2 separate regions of the Homo sapiens genome follow, and region 1 is linked to region 2. The links are chromatin contacts, found by Hi-C or POLR2A ChIA-PET in ENCODE. All regions are on one chromosome and are shown on one strand. Each heading gives the region's core, a stretch centred on a gene start or an enhancer-like site at or near the end of the contact. The rest is flanking DNA. Distances are from core to core; before and after follow the strand shown.

Region 1 (4,650 bases), core at 1,583-4,082, 980 kb after region 2:
TCTGCACATATGTATAGCTCCGAATTTCCTCACTGTTCGTCTGGTGCAAAAACAATATTCAAGCTTGTCTGATTATGCATATTTTCTTTAATCATATAGATTATATATACAATAGACAAGACAGGACTATATAGATAATGGACAGACTTAAATGCCCGCATTTTTAAGGTGGAGAAAATGATGAATCTATGCATCCCCGAGAACACTTAAAATTTTTTTTTATTTCACTGGGAAATTCTTACAGCTACTTTACAATCATAGGTTAACAGCCTAGTTATACAGAAGACATATTCCACTACAGAGCTATACTCTATGCAACTGTTTTTTTCCCCTCATAAACAACCTGAGTTCAAATTGAATTCTATCTTCCACAATCACAATGGGTGCATCACCCAGTACACAGAAGTTTGAATCACAAAACATAATTACCACAATAAAACACAGTGTTCAAGTATCTTGGCAGAGCAATCTGCCGCACAAACTGCAAATTAAATTAACTACACAGACTAAAAACTATACAGCCTACCATCAACAGTTGTGCATTATAAAAAGGTAGTTTCTTTCCTTTTGTTTTAAGTCAGGAACAGGTAGATTTTTAAAAATATATATACAAGCTAACACACACAGCTATCAGCACTAATGCCCCCCCCTCAACTTTTCCTTTTTCTTATAGAAAATGGAAAGCTTACAATACCTCCTCCATCAAAGCGGCAGGCCTACGAGCCAGCCTGAACAGGGTTTGCCTTGGAAAAGATGTGGCCTGAGGTTTAGAGCCGCTTTGTGCGGGGATGGTGGAGGCTAGGGTGGGGGTGAGAGAAGGGAGAAGGCGGAAGGGGGACGGACAGTTCTTTCTTTTTCTCTCTAGCTTACCCTTTTTTCTAAATAAGCCCAAATGGCATCACTCGTCTTTTGCTCGGTCTTTGTTGATTTTCTTCATTTTCATCCTGCGGTTCTGGAACCAGATCTTGACCTGCCTCTCGGTGAGGTTGAGCAGTCGAGCCACCTCGTACCTGCGGTCCCTGGTGAGGTACATGTTGAACAGAAACTCTTTCTCCAGTTCCAGGGTCTGGTGTTTTGTATAGGGGCACCGCTTTTTCCGAGTGGAGCGCGCATGAAGCCAGTTGGCTGCTGGGTTATCTGCGGGGAAGAGAAACACTGGGTTTAGGAGCAGAAGACGCACATCCCGCTGGGGCAAATGAGCCTCCTGCATGGGGTCTCTGGCCGAAGTGCAGAACTCTGCTGAACTGGTTAGGAAAGGCAGTCAGGCCTCGGACACAATGGAACCCTGGCAGACAGACGCACAGACAGTCACTTAAAATTGCACGCAGTAAAACTTTGGCTCGCCCTCCCCTCCGAGACCTTCCTTTCTCCTACTCTGTCCTCTTGTCCCCCTTCTCCTTCCTCCCACTCTCAAAACGCTGTATAGAATGAAATTTGGAAACAGGTCTCCTTGCCACGCAGAGGGAAAGCATGCTGCCTTGTGTTCTGTAGCAAGATTAGGATTCCTCTGTCCCGTTCACTGACTTCGTCTTTCTTTCCCAACCTGTCCCTCTACGCCCCCCACTCCTTATTTAACCTTCCTGGAAGGCCTTCGGAGCTGGGCAAGCCGTCAGGGCGCCCTAAGGCCGCTGATCACGTCTGTGGCTTATTTGAATAATCTGTCATGGGGACCCTTGTGGCCCGGGTCGCCCGCAGCCTCATCTTGGCAGGATTTACGCCGCCACTGGCCGAAGGCAAGAAGTGGAAGGAATCGGCCGTCTCCCCCAGCGTCCCAGCTCCGGCTGCCCTGGCTGCCGCCGCTCACGGACAATCTAGTTGTACAAAAGGCTCTCTGGGCTGCACTGCTTTCGAAGAACGGCCCAAAGTATCTCGGTCCTGGGCCTGGGCAGCCAAGGAGAGGGGCGGCCAGTCTTGGCTCGTCCCGAAGTGCCCGCCCCGCCCCCTCTCGCTGCAGCAGCCGCCTCCTCTCCCGTAGCCCTGCGGGCCGCTCTTCACTGCTCTCCAGACTTGGGGCCCTATCTGAGGCGTCCCAAACACCAACTTCTGGCTCCTGGCCCCAACTCGAGAGGCTTCCAGCGAGGACGAAGGCAGGCTCGAGAGAAACCTGGCGGGCCAGCAGATCCGGGAGGCCGGCGTGGAGGCGGCGGCGGATTTGAAGGGAGGAGACACTTACTGGGATCGATGGGGGGCTTGTCTCCGCCGCTCTCATTCTCAGCATTGTTTTCAGAGAAGGCGCCTTCGCTGGGTTGTTTTTCTCTATCAACTGGAGGAGAACCACAAGCATAGTCAGTCAGGGACAAAGTGTGAGTGTCAAGCGTGGGACAGTCACCCCTTCTGGCCGACAGCGGTTCAGGTTTAATGCCATAAGGCCGGCTGGAGGGCAAGCCCGCGAAGGAGAGCGCACCGGGCGTGGGCTCCAGCCAGGAGCGCATGTACCTGCCGTCCGGCGCCGCCGCCGCCACGGGCGCCTGGGGGTGCACGTAGGGGTGGTGGTGATGGTGGTGGTACACCGCAGCGGGTACAGCGTTGGCGCCCGCCGCGTGCACTGGGTTCCACGAGGCGCCAAACACCGTCGCCTTGGACTGGAAGCTGCACGGGCTGAAGTCGGGGTGCTCGGCCAGCGTCGCCGCCTGCCGGGGAGGCTGGCCCAGGGTCCCCGGCGCATAGCGGCCAACGCTCAGCTCATCCGCGGCGTCGGCGCCCAGCAGGAACGAGTCCACGTAGTAGTTGCCCAGGGCCCCAGTGGTGGCCATCACCGTGCCCAGCGCCTGGCCCGCCCGGCCCGACCCACGGAAATTATGAAACTGCAGATTTCATGTAACAACTTGGTGGCACCGGGGGGGAAGTACAGTCACCTAATAAGTTGCCGGCGCCCGCGCCCCCATTGGCCGTGCGCGTCACGTGCCCGTCCAGCAGAACAATAACGCGTAAATCACTCCGCACGCTATTAATGGTCCGATGTTTTGCAGTCATAATTTTTATAGCAAAAGCCATATGTTTTTATGTAAAGGGATCGTGCCGCTCTACGATGGGGTTTGTTTTAATTGTGGCCAACGACGATTAAAAGATCAAATCTAGCCTTGTCTCTGTACTCTCCCGTCTCCCCCCCCATACACACACTTCTTAAGCGGACTATTTTATATCACAATTAATCACGCCATCAAGAAGGCGCGGGTCCCGCGTGCGAGTGCGGCCAGCGGAGCCCCTCACATAAAATTAGACAATAATTGAAGCCATAAAAAAGCAGCCAAATCGCATTGTCGCTCTACTGTATTTAAATCTATATTTATGATATTTCATAAGGAGTTATTGTTTCAGAAGCCACACAGGCTGGCGGGAAGTCGGAAACGACCAACAGATTCGTTTGCCTCGCCGTGGCTCCCAGCTGTAAAAATTTACGAGGACTTGGAAAGGTTAGACTGTTGTGTTTGGTTGGCGAGCTCCCTGTAAATAATCCCTGCGGTCCCCGGGAGAGGCGAGTTTACCCGCGGCCGCCCTCGAAAAGTCAAATTCAACGCAGGATCCGTCCCAAACGGAGCCGCCGCCGGCCCTACCAGGGCACTCCAGGCAGGGACCGGCCGCTCAGGGAGTACCGCGGGTGTAGGTCCCCACAGCTACCCGCCTGGAGCGAGGGGCGCCCGGGCAACCCTTAAATTCGCCTTTGCTACGAGGACCCCACGGAGGAGCTGGCCAGGAGGGAGCGGCCAGCCGCCACCAGGGCGAAGGTTTTGAGGGCCTGGTTGGTTGTGCGGCGCGCTCGGTCCCCGGCCCTCGACCCCACGCACACGCGCGCCCAGCCCGCCTTTCTCATCAGCTGGCAATCAGGATTCCCAGGCGCAGGCGGCTGGCGACCCAGCCCTGTGCTCCAGCCTCAGAGGCTCTAACCATGAGCGCTGCAAGCCTGGTTGCGCTCCGTGAATCCCAGCTGGGGAAAAAACTACAAGTGGCATGAATGGAAGGCAAGTTCGGTTTGGGAAAAGGCAGCCTCGCCTAAGAGACCCCGCAGCTCCGGAACCTGGGAGGCCCGCACCGATGTGGCCTGTCCCGGGGCCGCGTGAGCCTTTCAGGGCTCCTTCCTCCCTTTCCAGCTGCTACTCCGGGCCTCGCCTTGGTTACCTACGGGGCCCGGAGACTCGGCGGAGAGGTACAAGGCCCAAAGAGAGGCAGCCACAGCTCAAGGCCAGGGCTGGAAATTAGAACGGGGAGGGGTAAAAGGGCATCGACTCCAGTCCCATTCCTGGGCCTGGCCACGTTGGGGAAGTTTATTTCTCACCCGTTGGGGGTAAATTAAAAGGTCGCCGCCACTCCGTTAATTGGAAGGAAACTCCCCCTGCCCCCAATTCCTAACAGAAAGCAGCGACTCCTAGAACAGGGGTAATCAAATTCACGTGTGGATACTGTGCCTGCAACAGTGTGTTTTTCATTAGCCCACTTCCCTGGCGGCGAGGCTGGCGGCCTCGGGCGCTTCCATCTCTCTCTCTCTCTTTTGCCTTCATCCTCACCAGCAGTTCCAGTAATCCCCCCCTCAAACACCCTGACACACTTCCGGCTGGGACTCCCAAATACCAGCGAGGCTGCCAAGCCGCGCGGATACCGACTGGGTGCCCCTTCCTGCACCCGCGCCTGGAAGAGGGAAGTGGCCGACACAAT
Region 2 (4,834 bases), core at 494-2,993:
ACTGGGCTTCCCAGAAAAGCAAGAACTGTAACAAACTAATTCACTGCTAGGCACAGACTAGGCACTTACTAAATATTAATGAGGAGACAAATGAAGTAGGGAGCTTCCTTGGAGAGAATTTAAAATGTAATTTGACATAGGACAAACATCAATTTGGACAAAACTTTTCAGAAACATATTAATCATTCAAAGCCAGGCATTTGTGCCTAATTCTTATCAGGCTTGGTTCCTCATTGTGTTATCTCCATGTTCCTAGCCTGAGCATTTACGTCACATCTTCGTGTACTTAACACTTTTTTTTTTTTTGAGGAAGGCGGCGGGGGAGACAGGATCTCACTCTGTCACCCAGGCTAAAGTGCAGTGGCGCTGTCATGGCTCACTGCAGCCTAAACCTCCTGGGCTCAGGTGATCTCCCACTTCAGCCTCCCAAGTAACTGGGGCTATAGGTGCACACCACCATGCCCAGCTAATTTTTTGTATTTTCAGTAGAAGTGGGGTTTCACCATGTTGCTCAGGCTGGTCTCAAATTCCTGGGCTCAAGCAATCTGCCCACTTTGGCCTCCCAAAGTGCTGGGATTACAGGTGTGAGCCACTGCACCCAGCCACATTTCTTATAGTAGCTCTGACAAGATATTTCTGTTCTTTTATTGGGCTATTACTTAGTAGGTGCTTTTAAAGCTTGTTGAAATAAAACAGAAATGAGTTAGACCAGTGAATCACTGGCATTTCCATTCTTCCAGATGACAACTCTGGAAGAATATCTAGGAAATGGGGACTGGTACAATTCTAGCTACCCTTTAGAAATCAGAACCCCAGTGGGGGCCCCAAAGCTAGATATAAGATCTGAATGCACACTACCATCACCATCAAGAATCCTCGGCCAAGAGAAAGTACAGTCTGGAAAATGATATAAACACTGGTTCTTGAAAAGAAAAATGCAAAACTGCTCCCCAAAATGCTCACCTTTTAAGAATTAAAAATGACATAAATAGCCATGAGTCAGCATATGCAAAAGTCAGGATTCCTAGTCCTCTGAAAAAGACTCTAAATCAGTGTTTAAATTGTTCATAGGAACAGAATCTATAAGGCAAGAACAGACTATCATGAAAAAAGAAAAAGATCTAGAAAAGAGCCCAAATGAAATTCTAGATATGAAAAAAGTCATTTTCATTGAAAATTCAGTGGAAGTGATGTGAACAGCTAAGGAAAAGGGTAAGTTGGAAGAAAGATCTAAGAAAATTATCTAGAATATACCAGAGAAGATGCAAAATATGAAAGCAAAATTGAGACAATGATAGAAGAGAAAAATCTAAGTTACTTCTAATAGGAGTCCCAGAAGAAACTATAAAATATGAAAGATAAGCAATATTTAAAATGAGTTTATGGCAAAATATTTCCAGAAAAGTCCTCAGATTAAAGGACTACACAGAGCTCCTAACGAAAACAAATTAAGTCCTAGACATACCAGATTGAAACAGAACGTCAAGAACTAAGAAGAAACATTTTTTAAATTACCTGAGATAGAAAAGTTTCATTATAAATAACACTGAGAGCAAACTTACCAGTAGTAATAAATGCCATAAGACAGAGTACTGAGGGAAAACATTAAACCTTATATTTTTACCAGTTAACTCATCATTTAAGCATGAAGGCAAAATAATTCCATGTAGGCCGGGCATGGTGTCTCATGCCTGTAATCCCAACTCTTTGTGAGGCCAAGGCAGGTGGATCACCTGTGGTCAGTAGTTCAAGACAAGCCTGGCCAACATGGCAAAACGCCAGCTCTACTAAAAATATAAAAATTGGCCAGGCGCAGTGACACATGCCTGTAGTCCCAGCTATTCGGGAGGCTGACACACAAGAATCAATCACTTGAACCCAGGAGGCGGAGATTGCAGTGAGCTGAGATCTCACCAGTGCTCTCCAGCCTGGGCGACAGGACAAGACTGTCTCAAAATAATTCCATGTAACAAAAACTGGGTTTACTGCTCAGGTCCTCTCTAAAAAGAACTCTGAAGAGTTCTTTCAACTAGAAAGAGGCTAAAGCATAAAGGCCAGGAGTGAGATGAAGCATCGATAAATTGGTTTTAAAAAAACAAATTGGAGTAAATGTAAATAAGTATTGACTGTAAAAATATTTTTTGAGACGAGATCTCATTCTGTTAGGCTGGAGTGTGGCAGCGCTGTCACGACTCACTGCAGCCTCAACCTCCTGGACTCAGGCAGTCCTCCTGCCTCACCATCCCGGAGTAGCTGGGACCACAGGTGCACACCACCACACCCAGCTAATTTAATTTGTAGAAACGGTCTTGTTGTGTTGCCCAAGCTGGTCTCCAACTCCTGGGCTCAGGCGATCTGCCTGCTTTGGCCTCCCAAAGTGCTGGGATTACAAGCGTGAGCCACCACACCTGGCCAAAATTATATAATTGTGTAACCAACTGGGAGGGCTGGCTATGGAGGGGCAAAATAAGCTGAAACTAACAATTAGCCAAAAATTACATGGAAGTTGTTTATGGTAGGAATAGAAATACTGATTAGCTTTGGACTTTTAAGTATGCATGTTGAAATACTGAGTACCATAATCAGAGAAATAGGTCAGCTGCAGTGGCTCACGTCTGTAATCCCAGCACTTTGGGAGGCCTAGGTGGGTGGATCACTTGCGGTCAAAAGTTCGAGACCAACTTGGCCAACATGGTGAAACCCTGTCTCTACTAAAAATACAAAAATTAGCCAGACGTGGTGGTGCACAGCTGTAATCCCAGCTACTCCGGAGGCTAAGGCAGGAGAATCCTTTGAACCTGGGAGGCAGAGGGTGTAGTGAGCCGAGATTGCACCACTGCACTCCATTCTGGGCCAGAGTGAGATCCGTCTCAAAATATAATAAAAAGTAGAACTTCCAACCAAGGAACATAATAGCATAAAAATCCAGTGTGGAAATAATACCTGGTGATCCTTTAAAGATAAAGCCTAAAGCCCCAACCAGTTCAGTCTTTTATGTGAAAGATGCACTTTTTGTGTTTCTCTACAGAGACATCTGAATGGGACAGATACTTCTTTCTCTCTGGAAGACTTATTCCAGTTGCTTTCATCACAGCCTGAAAATTCACTGGAGGTAATTGGAACTTTGGCTTTTATCCTCGCAGGAACATATCTGCACTGACCTTTTGGTGAACAAATACAACTCCTTTACTTGGATGACACAGCAGTTTAAAGTAATGCTTATTTTTACAGAAGCACTTCAGCTTAGAATTAACCAAATATGTATAGCATTCCTCTTTCCAAATAATCCCAAAGGTATAATCAAATTTAGACTAGTCATGGAAAACAGCGTGGAGATTTCTCAAAAAACTAAAAGAATTATCAGGTATTTATCCAAAGGAAAGGAAATCAGTGTATCAAAGGGACACCTGCACCCCCATGTTTATTGCAGCAATATTCACAATAGCCTTGTAGTTTTAGCGCTTAGAGGCATTTAAACAGCCTCTCTCCTCCAGACTACTTCACTGTAGTTTATTATCCCTGACCCTCCACAATGTGATTACCAACCGCTAGGATGAGTTGCATCTTATTATAAAGTAGCAAATTACAAGATTGTAACATTAGACTTTTTAAGAAAATCCAGTCAGCTTTTATACTAATCCATCTTAATTTCTAGGTTACTCAGAATTCCAGGTATTCTGATTTGGACTCACATCTCGTATTGTATTGCCTGTATTTAACTAGGAAGTTACTGCCAACAGCATCTATCTCTATTAAATGTAGAGGAATTGACAAAAGAGGGGAAAGAAAGTTGTTAGGTAATAGAACTGCTTCAGAAATAGGGCTATTCATGTTTGAAGTGTTTCTCCTTCGTTTTTCAGGGCATCTCATTGGGAGATATTCCTCTTCCAGGCAGTATCAGTGATGGCATGAATTCTTCAGCACATTATCATGTAAACTTCAGCCAGGCTATAAGTCAGGATGTGAATCTTCATGAGGCCATCTTGCTTTGTCCCAACAATACATTTAGAAGAGATCCAACAGCAAGGACTTCACAGTCACAAGAACCATTTCTGCAGTTAAATTCTCATACCACCAATCCTGAGCAAACCCTTCCTGGAACTAATTTGACAGGATTTCTTTCACCGGTTGACAATCATATGAGGAATCTAACAAGCCAAGACCTACTGTATGACCTTGACATAAATATATTTGATGAGATAAACTTAATGTCATTGGCCACAGAAGACAACTTTGATCCAATCGATGTTTCTCAGCTTTTTGATGAACCAGATTCTGATTCTGGCCTTTCTTTAGATTCAAGTCACAATAATACCTCTGTCATCAAGTCTAATTCCTCTCACTCTGTGTGTGATGAAGGTGCTATAGGTTATTGCACTGACCATGAATCTAGTTCCCATCATGACTTAGAAGGTGCTGTAGGTGGCTACTACCCAGAACCCAGTAAGCTTTGTCACTTGGATCAAAGTGATTCTGATTTCCATGGAGATCTTACATTTCAACACGTATTTCATAACCACACTTACCACTTACAGCCAACTGCACCAGAATCTACTTCTGAACCTTTTCCGTGGCCTGGGAAGTCACAGAAGATAAGGAGTAGATACCTTGAAGACACAGATAGAAACTTGAGCCGTGATGAACAGCGTGCTAAAGCTTTGCATATCCCTTTTTCTGTAGATGAAATTGTCGGCATGCCTGTTGATTCTTTCAATAGCATGTTAAGTAGATATTATCTGACAGACCTACAAGTCTCACTTATCCGTGACATCAGACGAAGAGGGAAAAATAAAGTTGCTGCGCAGAACTGTCGTAAACGCAAATTGGACATAAT

The links. Hi-C counts contacts between places; a loop is a spot of excess contacts on that map. ChIA-PET counts read pairs that join two places held with the same protein, here RNA polymerase II (POLR2A). Pooled maps may share reads with other maps.
Region 1: a loop to region 2 is called in a map of Calu3, with 12 times the contacts of the local background. The contact joins the promoter of HOXA9 here to the enhancer-like site in region 2. A Hi-C loop is called at or near these places in 11 of 168 maps with a recorded cell type or tissue (B cell, CD4-positive, alpha-beta T cell, CD4-positive, alpha-beta memory T cell and 8 more) and 5 of 50 pooled maps. POLR2A ChIA-PET finds 5 or more read pairs at or near these places in 4 of 52 experiments (BJ, HEK293T, Panc1 and 1 more).

Annotation. Positions count from the first base shown.
Region 1 is chr7:27,162,705-27,167,354 of GRCh38, forward strand. HOXA9 (homeobox A9) reads right to left here and starts at 2,833. Exons shown (of 2, transcript NM_152739.4): 1 at 2,174-2,833; 2 at 1-1,137. The coding sequence starts at 2,753. The coding sequence ends at 899. It overlaps HOXA10-HOXA9 (HOXA10-HOXA9 readthrough), which reads right to left. Exons shown (of 3, transcript NM_001433944.1): 2 at 2,174-2,263; 3 at 1-1,137. The coding sequence ends at 899. RefSeq lists enhancers at 1,369-2,246, 2,247-3,123, 3,972-4,650.
Region 2 is chr7:26,180,673-26,185,506 of GRCh38, forward strand. It overlaps NFE2L3 (NFE2 like bZIP transcription factor 3), which reads left to right. Exons shown (of 4, transcript NM_004289.7): 3 at 3,029-3,112; 4 at 3,861-4,834. Among named protein-coding and RNA genes, the nearest start is that of HNRNPA2B1, 18 kb to the right of the region's middle. RefSeq lists an enhancer at 137-431. Within about 2 kb of position 1,744, at least 4 of the 41 ENCODE cell types and tissues checked have a DNase peak (open chromatin) inside an H3K27ac peak, as active enhancers do.